Regions from separate parts of the Mus musculus genome. Here region 1 is linked to region 2. A link is a loop called in an ENCODE intact Hi-C map of the cell type or tissue named here. Cell type or tissue: heart. All regions are shown on one strand.

The links. Hi-C counts contacts between places; a loop is a spot of excess contacts. Peaks named below come from ENCODE experiments on the same cell type or tissue, not always from the same donor. Only the 100,000 strongest peaks of a DNase experiment are listed, where the experiment ranks them.
Region 1: it touches region 2 in a loop (2.5-fold over the local background); 2 of 42 quality-filtered maps call a loop at or near these places.

The regions. Positions count from the first base shown.
Region 1 is chr4:58,399,226-58,404,225 of GRCm38, forward strand. No RefSeq gene overlaps it. Among named protein-coding and RNA genes, the nearest start is that of Mir3095, 39 kb to the right of the region's middle. In heart, no CTCF peak of the experiment used is centred here; a DNase peak (open chromatin) is centred at 1,926.
Region 2 is chr4:58,292,030-58,297,029 of GRCm38, forward strand. Musk (muscle, skeletal, receptor tyrosine kinase) reads left to right here. Exons shown (of 15, transcript NM_001037129.1): 2 at 1,463-1,589; 3 at 4,579-4,730. Among named protein-coding and RNA genes, the nearest start is that of Musk, 8.6 kb to the left of the region's middle. In heart, no CTCF peak of the experiment used is centred here; no DNase peak of the experiment used is centred here.

The DNA.
Region 1 (5,000 bases), 110 kb after region 2:
TCTGCAGATGCGAGGTCCATGAAGGCTCTCATTCTTATTCTCAGAGAAGCTGGAGAAGATGTCGAGACTATATCCAATAGCATAAAACTACTGTATCCACAAGCATAGAACAGTAGTCTACTGTGGAAAAGGAAGGAAAGCAAGTCTTAAAACATGTTTACTATTTTGGTCAAAAGCAAAAACACAAAAATCAACTGCAGCATATTGGTTGGTTGGCGACAATGATGCTGTGGTTCCTCCATCCCTTACTTTCTCCAGGTCCTTCCTATCTTACGTCATGGTGCCATGTGATTGGCGTTAGTCAATGATGCTAGCAAAGTCACAGAGAAGCTGAGGAGATGTGTTGCTCCTCCCCTACTTTGGCAATGGAAACATCCCTGAGTCAGGCTAGTCTAGAAGATTTGGGTGGTGTGTAGAGAGACTGGGGAAGCCTAACAACTTGTGGCTATATTATTAGACTCAGCATACACCAGATTAACATTCAAGTCTCTGGAAAATGTTCTTCCTTTGGGACACCACCTTTGACAACCGCCTTATTACCTATAACATCTGTTCCTACTATCCATCTATGCATCTATTCATCCATCATCTATCTATTTTCTAGATTATTATATATTGAAAGGATCTTGCTATATGGTTCACTTTAAACTAGTGATCCTCCTGTCTCAGCTTCCGTTAAAGCAACCCACAACTAAAGAAATCATGGTGTTCATATTATGTCCGTGAACACTGTGAGCTCTCTCTACTAGAAGGAAAGGGACCTTGGCTGTTGCCTTCACAAATGTGCTTCTGGCATCTGCAGCAGTGCCTTTCAATAGGCAGGTGAGCAGTGTTTGGTAAATAAATAAATTTAAAAGGAGTGAATGCTTTGGTTTGGGGAATAATTGTAAATAAGATTGGTAGCAGGATAAATTGCCAAAATACATGCTAAGCAGTTGACAATTGTGAAATATTAATAAACTGAAAAATGTTTAAGATATTCCACATCCTGCAGTATCAGATGTTTATCCATGACTTAACAGTGTAAAACTAAACAGGCCTATCCATCTCATTAGTACCCAAATGGTTTCCATCTTTAATAAATGGGAAAATTAGATATATTCTAAAAGTTGCTTTAAAGTAAGTATATCAAGAAATGATTGATATATGTACATGTTTATATATTAACATACCCAAGTTGCATGCAAATTCTTTTTTGTTTTTGTTTTTGTTTGTTCGTTTGTTTTTCGAGACAGGATTTCTCTGTATACTCCTGGATGTCCTGAAACTCACTCTGTAGACCAGGCTGGCCTCGGACTCAGAAATCCTCCTGTCTCTACCTCCCAAGTGCTGGGATTAAAGGCATGTGCCACCACTGCCCAGCTACATGCAAATTCTTTTGGCTTGGTTGGCAAGATGGCTCAGGAAGTAAAGGTGCTTGCCACCAAGCCTAACGATCCCCAGAATGGACAAAGTGAGAGGAGAGAACACCTGAAGATGTTCTTCTTACCTATAGCCATGGTACACACACACACACACACACACACACACACACACACACACACACACCACACACACAAAGGTTAAAGAGTAATTCTACCGTGGCCTGGTTGGTAACTGTTCGTTTAGTGCTCCCAACACCATGCATTGAATCTCAGGGTAGTTCTCACGGCTCTGTCAGAAAAAGACTGGTCAGCTTGAGGAACCGGCCTCTCAGGCCTCTCAGATATCCTTCTTTGCCTTAAGTGGCTGAAGTCATCTAAGGAAAGGAATGAGCTCACATGTACCGCTCACGGACTGAGGCGCTCCAAGCTCCCCACTGCTGCTGCCCACATTCAGCAAGGCACCACCCCTGCCCATCAACCAAGAAGCTGCCTCTCTGATTTCCCAATGCCGTTGCTTCTTTGCCAAGATAATCTTTCCCAGACAAGGATATTCAGGAGAAATAGAAGTCTCCAGAAATGCGGAGGGGTGGGCATGTGGTGGGGAATCACACAGAAAAGGCCCTGGCAGCCACTCCGTTAGATGATTCGACGCTTGGCTGGAGACCAGCGGCTGAGAAGCATATGAGAAGCTCATCAGCTTGGGAGTTGAGCAGTTGCCCACAACAGCTCAAAAGTCGACATATGTGGAAGAAGGCGCCTTGAAAGAATAAAGCGATTAATCTTCCAACTAGTTAACCAGCAAGTTCTCTCTCCAAAGTCGCCAGCACTGCAAAACTTTTCCCACTTGGAGAAAAGGGGAGAAATCTACTAGTCAGAGCTCAGTGTGTGTGTGTGTGTGTGTGTGTGTGTGTGTGTGTGTGTGTGTGTGTGTGTGTGTAGAGGTATAAGGGTGCATATGAATGTATCTACAGGTAGGGGCCAGACACAATCTCACACAGGCCTGAAATGCTCTAGTCCAGTAAGCTGGTTGGCTAACAAGCTTCAGGGATCCACCTGTCTTTGCTTGCTTTTAAATCCACCTGGGATTTAAAAATGTGCAAACACACCCAGCTTTTTAAGCGCAGGTTCTGGGTATCAAACTGGTATCTTTACATTTGTCAGGCAAGCACTCAGCTAACTGAGCTATCCCCTAAGCCCAGAGATACATTCTGACTGACCTTGGTCTTCGACCTTCAGTGACCGACAGCATGCTGACAAACAGCAAATGGCATGGTTATCGATGTGTTATCTGTAATAAGAAGTGACCATAGGGAAAGGGATTTTCTGATTGAAAACAAAAACATCCACCTCACAAAATACCCCTTTCCCTGCCTACAGCCAAAGACAATTTCTTCTAGAACAGCTTCCACAGTGTGTTATGTAACTTCCCTCACACTCCCACCCCTAAAATGACAGAAGTGGCAGAAACCCAACCTTTCTATCTTTCATAGAGAGAAAAAAAATCCCGGGCTAAATGCCAGGAAAGTGGAACATGGCGATGCCACCATTATGCAAACAAAAGACATCTTATTTTGTTTCGTACTGAAGACTAAACTCACCCTCTTACAGACCCACACAAGAGCTAACCCATGGCCTCATAATAACAGCAGATAATGAACAATAAAGCTGTGTGGTTGGATATGACAGACAGACTGGGAGATGCCCAGGATGACTAAGCTTATTAAATGCAAGAACCATACTTCATTCCATAGTTTGGGTTGACTCACTCTTCTATAAACCCCTAAGCTGAGTCACTGTAGCTGGAAGCCAAGAAGCTGAAGTGAGAGAGCCAACTAGACTGTGTCTTCACTGTCCTGTGGCTGAGGATGGCACTGCCAAATCTGAACGAACCAGCCCTCCCCCTCTTCCAAGCAGACACCACACCGAAGCCAGTTTGCACTGTCTATTGTCATACCTACCCCAACACAGGAGACAGGAAATGATATGAAGAATCTATTATATATATTATGTGTAATATATATATACATATATAGTATATAAACACATACACATATGTGTTTGAAAAGCCATTTACCTTCATATCAAAGCAGTTTCAGACACCTCATTTTGTGATAAAAATGTCAGGTATGGCCCATTTGCCGAGACAATAGAAACAAAGCAAGGAAGGAGGGAGAAGAGGAAGGAGGGAGGAAGGGAGGGAGGGGAATGTAAATACTGGGCAAAACCTGAGGGCACGCCAAAGCAAAAACTCAAGGATTCAGAACAGCGAGTAGCTAAGTAGGTAGCAAAAGTGCTCACACAACAGGGTCTATGAGGATGGAGCTCAGGAGTTCAAGGCAATAGAATTGGGAAGAACAGGTGCCAAATACAGGAAGCCATGTGTCATTTTAATCCAAGAACCGACTCCAAATCGACAGCAAAAAAAGAACCATATGCAAGTACAGATAAAAGAGTTATACACAGGAGAAAGGAACTCAAGAACTGGGCAGCAGACACTCTGCCCTTAGGCTGCCTCAGTATCTCCTTTACCATCATAGTAAAAATCTCATCTGTTCATTACGTTAATTCAAGTTACTTCCTGTTCCTTGCACCACAGAGTGTTTGCTAGCATGTCATACATATGTATATCATACAGATGTTGAAGCTTGTCGCCAGCTGTTCCTCAGGATGAGTATAGCCTCACTTAGACAGAAGTAGGAAACATTCTTCTCTACTTTTAGAGTATCAACTCTAGATATTTCCATTTCTTTGAATCGTTACAAGCTCTCTGATATATCCCAATGGTGTTATATTGAAATGAAACTTTCATGCGATTCACATACACACACTTACACACACACACACACACACACACTAAAGAAAACAAACAAACAAAAGGGATAAATAACAGGAAGAGACTTAGACACAATGAACAGAGGCTCCTACTGATAAATTTGGGTTAGCTCCATTGGGAAAATGGTGAGATCATTTGTGGCTGAGTATGGAATAAAAGATCACAGTGAGCATTTGAAGCCTTGAAGGAATGAACAACGATGTGTGAGTGTGTGCTGTGTTATAGTCAAAGAGGAATGGAGCCCGGTGGATACCTGGGCCTCCTTGAGATTTCTTCCACATAGGGATTTCCTCTTTTCAAGACCCCACTGGTCAACACTGTTTATGCATCAGAAGGAGGCCTGGCCACTGCACTATATAAAATGTAGCTTCACTCAGCAAAATGGGTGTGGCTACAATGGGGGAAATGCACATTTAATACATCTAATTATTAATTTTTATGAGTTCAATTTATACTCAACCAAAACATATTTAGAAGAAAGCAAAAGTATTCATATCCTAGAAAAGGCCATCGGTTTCTAGAAAGACGTTGAATGAATTCATTGGAAAGGGGGCACTTACCCAAACACATATTAAAAATTACCACAAAGCTACAGTTGTTAAAATGGTGTGGTATCAAGTACAAACAGAAGGGATGGGTATTAGGAAGAGGAGTTCCAAGTGGAGGGGTTGAGACGACAGGAGATGGACACAATTACCACCCTGTGTGCATATGTGAGGAGTTGTCACAGGATGAATAAGAACAAGTTCCAAAGTAAAATAATATGGTCCTGTTGGAAGGAGGACAAATAAGAAGAAATCAGT
Region 2 (5,000 bases):
TACTCACTCAGCCTCACTGACTGGCCAGTGTGCCTCAGGGCTTCTCCCACCTCTGCCTCTCTAACAACGCAGGAGTCACAGGCATGTGCTCTTGTATCTCCCTGTTTCACTTAAGTCTTAGGGGACTAAACCTAAGGCATCTCTCCAGCTTAGATGTGACTGATTCTTAAGCAGGATTAGTGTTAAGCATTAGTACAACTTAACTATAAATTTATGCAACAGCAACTTATCAATAACAGCTACATAACAATTACTCGCAAAATTCCTGGAAAAACGAAAAAAAGTAATTCATTCTCGGCAGTGCAGACCAACTCCAGCAGACCACAGCAAGAAGACAAAACCACCCGTGCCCTTACCTTACGTTATTCAGTTAGCGCAGCGGGGCGGGACTCAGATGTACCTTTCTATGTGTGTGGTCACTCATTTGTAATAGATTATAAAGTATCAATTTTTTGTAGAGATAGAGACCCAGCTCAGCAGTATAGAGCACTTCCTGCTGTTCTAGAGGGCTTGGGTTCAGTTTCCAGGACCCACAGTGGGTGGCTCACAACCACATGTAATACAGCTCCATAGGGCAGGACATCCTTCTTCCCACCCAGTCCAGGACCATTGATACATATTTTTTGTTCTGTAGGTTTTTAAATTATAGATGTTTTATGCATAGCATCCTATTAACACAATCTTCTGTGTTTGTTTCCTTATACTTTGTCTTTTCTTTCCATGTTTCCTCCATGACATAGAATGTAACACCTCCCTTATTTTCATTACCAAATAATATTCCATTGCATGTGTATACTAATTTTGCTTTTCCATCTGTTGGTGGGCACCTAGGTTGCTTTTAACCTTTGGCTATCATGAATAGCACTGCTACAAATAGATACGTGCATATATTTGAGTACTTGAGTCTCTGCCTTCAGTTCTCTTAAATACAGACCCAGAAGTGGAACTGTTGATCATAATTCTCTTCCTGTTTCTTTCTGAGGAACCTCCATGCTCTTTTCCCCAAGAGACCGCCATTTTAATTCTTACCCACAATGCATAAGGTTCTAATCTATCAACATCCTTACCAACATTTGTTATTTTTCTTTATCTTTATAGCCACCCCAAATGAGTATAGTTTTTAATTTACATTTTAATTTCTTTTTAAAAATTTGCTTGTGTGTTTCTGTGTGGCTTGGCGTGTATTTGCACATCTGCACAGACACATGTGTAAAGGTCAGAGGTTGACATGAGCTGTCTGCCCGGTTTGTTTTCCATTATATTTTATTTGCTGACTCAGCTTGTCTGGCCAACCACAACCTCGTGTCTCCTCTGGAGCACTGGTGATACAGACAGGTTCTCCCATGCCCAGTGGGCCTTTGAACAGTAGTACCCATTCAGGTAGGTCTTAGCTTCTGCCTGATAAAGGACAGGTGACAAGTAAGCACTCTTGAAAGTTCTCTGTTGTTTCTGCTCTTTTTAGCCCCTGTCATCACCACGCCTCTTGAAACTGTAGATGCCTTGGTTGAAGAAGTAGCGACTTTCATGTGTGCCGTGGAATCCTACCCTCAGCCCGAGATTTCTTGGACCAGAAATAAAATTCTCATTAAGTAAGTATTCCGTCTCATCCTGCTCTGCTTTGGACGTTCCTATCCACAGAAAGGCGCCTGCACTGTTGTCGGTACTAAAGGTCACCTTCTAGAATACATAAAGTGAAAATATATTCATTTTGTAAGTGGAAGTTCTGAAGTTTGGAGAAAACCACTGATTGATCCGACGCGGGGAAAGCCCGATGGGAATCTTGAAATTTCTCTGAGCTTAGGAAGCACCACGGTGTTCTAAGTCTGCAGGCACAAGACCCAGGGCACACAGAGGAGCTGATGGAACAGCCAGTCCTCCCCTCTAGGTCCCCAAACTGTGTCTAGGAGTCTGACTTCTAGGGTGACTGCCTTTTTTTTTCTTTCAAAATGAGACAGATTATCAAACAAATAAATTTTCCATTTGGTAGATAAAGGTTCTGCTTTTCTTCCTTTGTTCCAATAGTTATCTCACCAAAAATACTCCTTAAAGAATCTAAAGCAAAGTGAGCCGGAGGCTTTCCAGTAGGCAATGGAGTTTGCACTGAGGCTGATTGCTCTTATTGCACATGGGCCATGATGATAGAATTGCTAAGACTAGATGGTTTATAAACAACAGGAAATTACTTCCCACCTCACTGGGGCTGAGGAGTTCCAAATTCAAGGAGCCAGCAGCATCTGGTCAGAGGATGAGGCTCACATTTTTTGTTCACAAATGCCCATTTTGCCCCCAGTCTCTTCACACAAGGGAATGTCATGAAGGCACTCTCTTAGCTCTCTTCTATAGGGACATTAGTCCCACTCACAAGAGTTCCAGTTTCATGACCTAATCACTTTCCAAAAGCCACATGTCAAATCCTATCATATCTGACACTAGGCTTGTTATATATTCTGGAGGATATGTGAACATTTCATCTACAACAAGTACTGAAACTGGTGTCCGTAGACTGGGACCCATGAACCTGGAGGGGAGACAGGACACACATATTCTTGCTGCCTCTGACTGGAATGTGTTTCCTGCTGCGGCACACACTCTGAAATGCTGTGGAGGATCACTGTGTACCATAGTCTTCAGGATCTCTGCCAGGCAGGCTCTCTCAGAAGCTCCAGGTCAGAACAGCTCACAAACAACCGAGAGACTGGAAAACATCCTTAATATCCATTGCAATTTGGATAGATTGAGAATTTTCCATCTCATGAAGCCTGCATTTATGTTTTGACCCAGCAGTACTTTTCTCCTTATATGAACAGCCTTTGAAAGACTTATTCTAGTTTTATTTTATATGTATGAGTACTTTGCCTGCATGTATGTATGTACACTTCATGCTTGCATGATGGCCAACGAGTCCAGAAGAGAGTGCTGAATCCCCTGGATTTGGAGTTACAGATGGTTAGGAGTTCAGGGAACAAAACCCAATACCATGTCCTCTGTAAGACCAGTCAGTTTATTTAAGCACTGAGCTGGCTTGCCAGTCTCAGAAGGACTTTAAGTTATCTTTCTCGAATTTTGCTACAAACTCCCAAAGACCACCAGATGTATCTTTGACACTGTGTCTGGAATTTTCCTAGCTAGTTGTGATTCCATTGTTCACAAGATCTGAGTTCTAAATAAGTATGAGTTAGGTGAACTCTCTGCTATTGTTTGGCAAGGGCCATCTTTCGGTCATGTTTTCCAGGCAATGCCTTAGACTGTACAAGCAGAGGCTGTAACACTAGTTATTTGCATCAATGGTCCCTTCAAGTCAACTGTCAGTTAATGATAATTAGGCATTCTTTTGGATGATTCAGCATCTCCACACTATGTCTCTTAGCTCTTTCTAAGACTCTGGTAGCTATCATTAACACGCATGTTTCAGCTGACAGTCTCAAGATATCAGTGTTTGATTCTTTATTTTTTATCATGCTCCTCAACATGGGGGCAGAAAGAGTAGTAACAGATAATCAAAGCTTATTATATACAGGAATGGAAATGGAATATTGAAGCCTTTTATTTTTATACAATTAACATGTTTGTAGATCACAAAGAGTGACTACAACTTCAAAACACAAAGGTCATTGGAGCGGTTCTATTTAAGGTATTTATTTGGTCATTAATGGCTTCAACAAAATGAAAAGATTCTGTAAATTTTTTATTTGGTTAATTATAAACTGTGAACTCATTGCTTATATTCACATTTATTAAAACATGTGATAATATTCATGATTATTAAATAAATAATTAAATAACCATGATTTCTCTGGACTTGGAGGAGCACTCTTTAGTCAGTAGTGGTCTTTCCTTGCAAGCACAAGACCTGAGTGCAATCCCGAGTACACACACACAAGGAAAGATGAACATAGTAGTGGGTATTTGCAATCTCACCCTAGGGAGACAGAGGCAGGCTAATCCGTGTGACTTGCTGGTCAGACAGCCTTGTATACTCTGTAAATTCAGAATGGCGTGCAACCACACACAAGCACACACTTTCCTGTGTAAATGTTACACTTGTTCTTAGCAGCAGCCATCACCTCATGGAAGGGTTTTGTACAAATTAGTGGTGCTTTGGTTATGGAGCCCAGAGAAACTGAATTTTACTATACTGAGCTTAATTTTACTATAGTAGCTTAATTTTACTATACTGAGCAAGGCTACTCAACTTTTCCAAACACACATTTCTTCTAAGGCTTTGAGCAAGGCTACTCAACTTTTCCAAACACACATTTCTTCTAAGGCTTTTTCAGCTTCTTAATCCATTAATCAAAGATGTGTATGTGTGCATATGTATGTTTGTATGTACATACGTGCATTTGTATGTTCATATGTGTGTGTTTGTATATATGTGTGTATATGTGTGTATATGTATGTATGTATGTGTATGAGTGAGTGTTTGTGTATATGTGTGTATATGTATGTATGAGTGAGTGTTTGCATATGTGTATGTTTGCGTGTGTTTGCATGTGTGTGTGCTTGTGTGTGTGCTTGTGTGTGTGTGTGTGTATCACAGAGGATGCACTGACCACCCTTTTGCTCCATGACCTGTAGGCTGTTTGACACCCGCTACAGCATCCGGGAGAATGGTCAGCTCCTCACCATTCTGAGCGTGGAAGACAGTGATGATGGCATCTACTGCTGCATAGCCAACAATGGAGTGGGAGGAGCCGTGGAGAGTTGTGGTGCCCTGCAAGTGAAGATGAGTGAGTAGGGAGGAGGAACATAGTCTATGGTTTTAAAGCTGTCTCCACACAACCTGGATCAGCCATTAACAGAGTGCTCTGACAACCCCTGACATTCTGCATGAGCTCAAGCACAGAATACAAGCTCCAGGGCCAACCTGGCCCAAATCCCTTCCTCCTGCCCGTGAGGCCACCTTAAGCCAAGCCTTAGACCCCTCCTCTCCCACTTGTTTTTGACCTTCACGCAGCTATTGAGTATATTTTAGAACTTCCTTCTGAAATCACTATGCA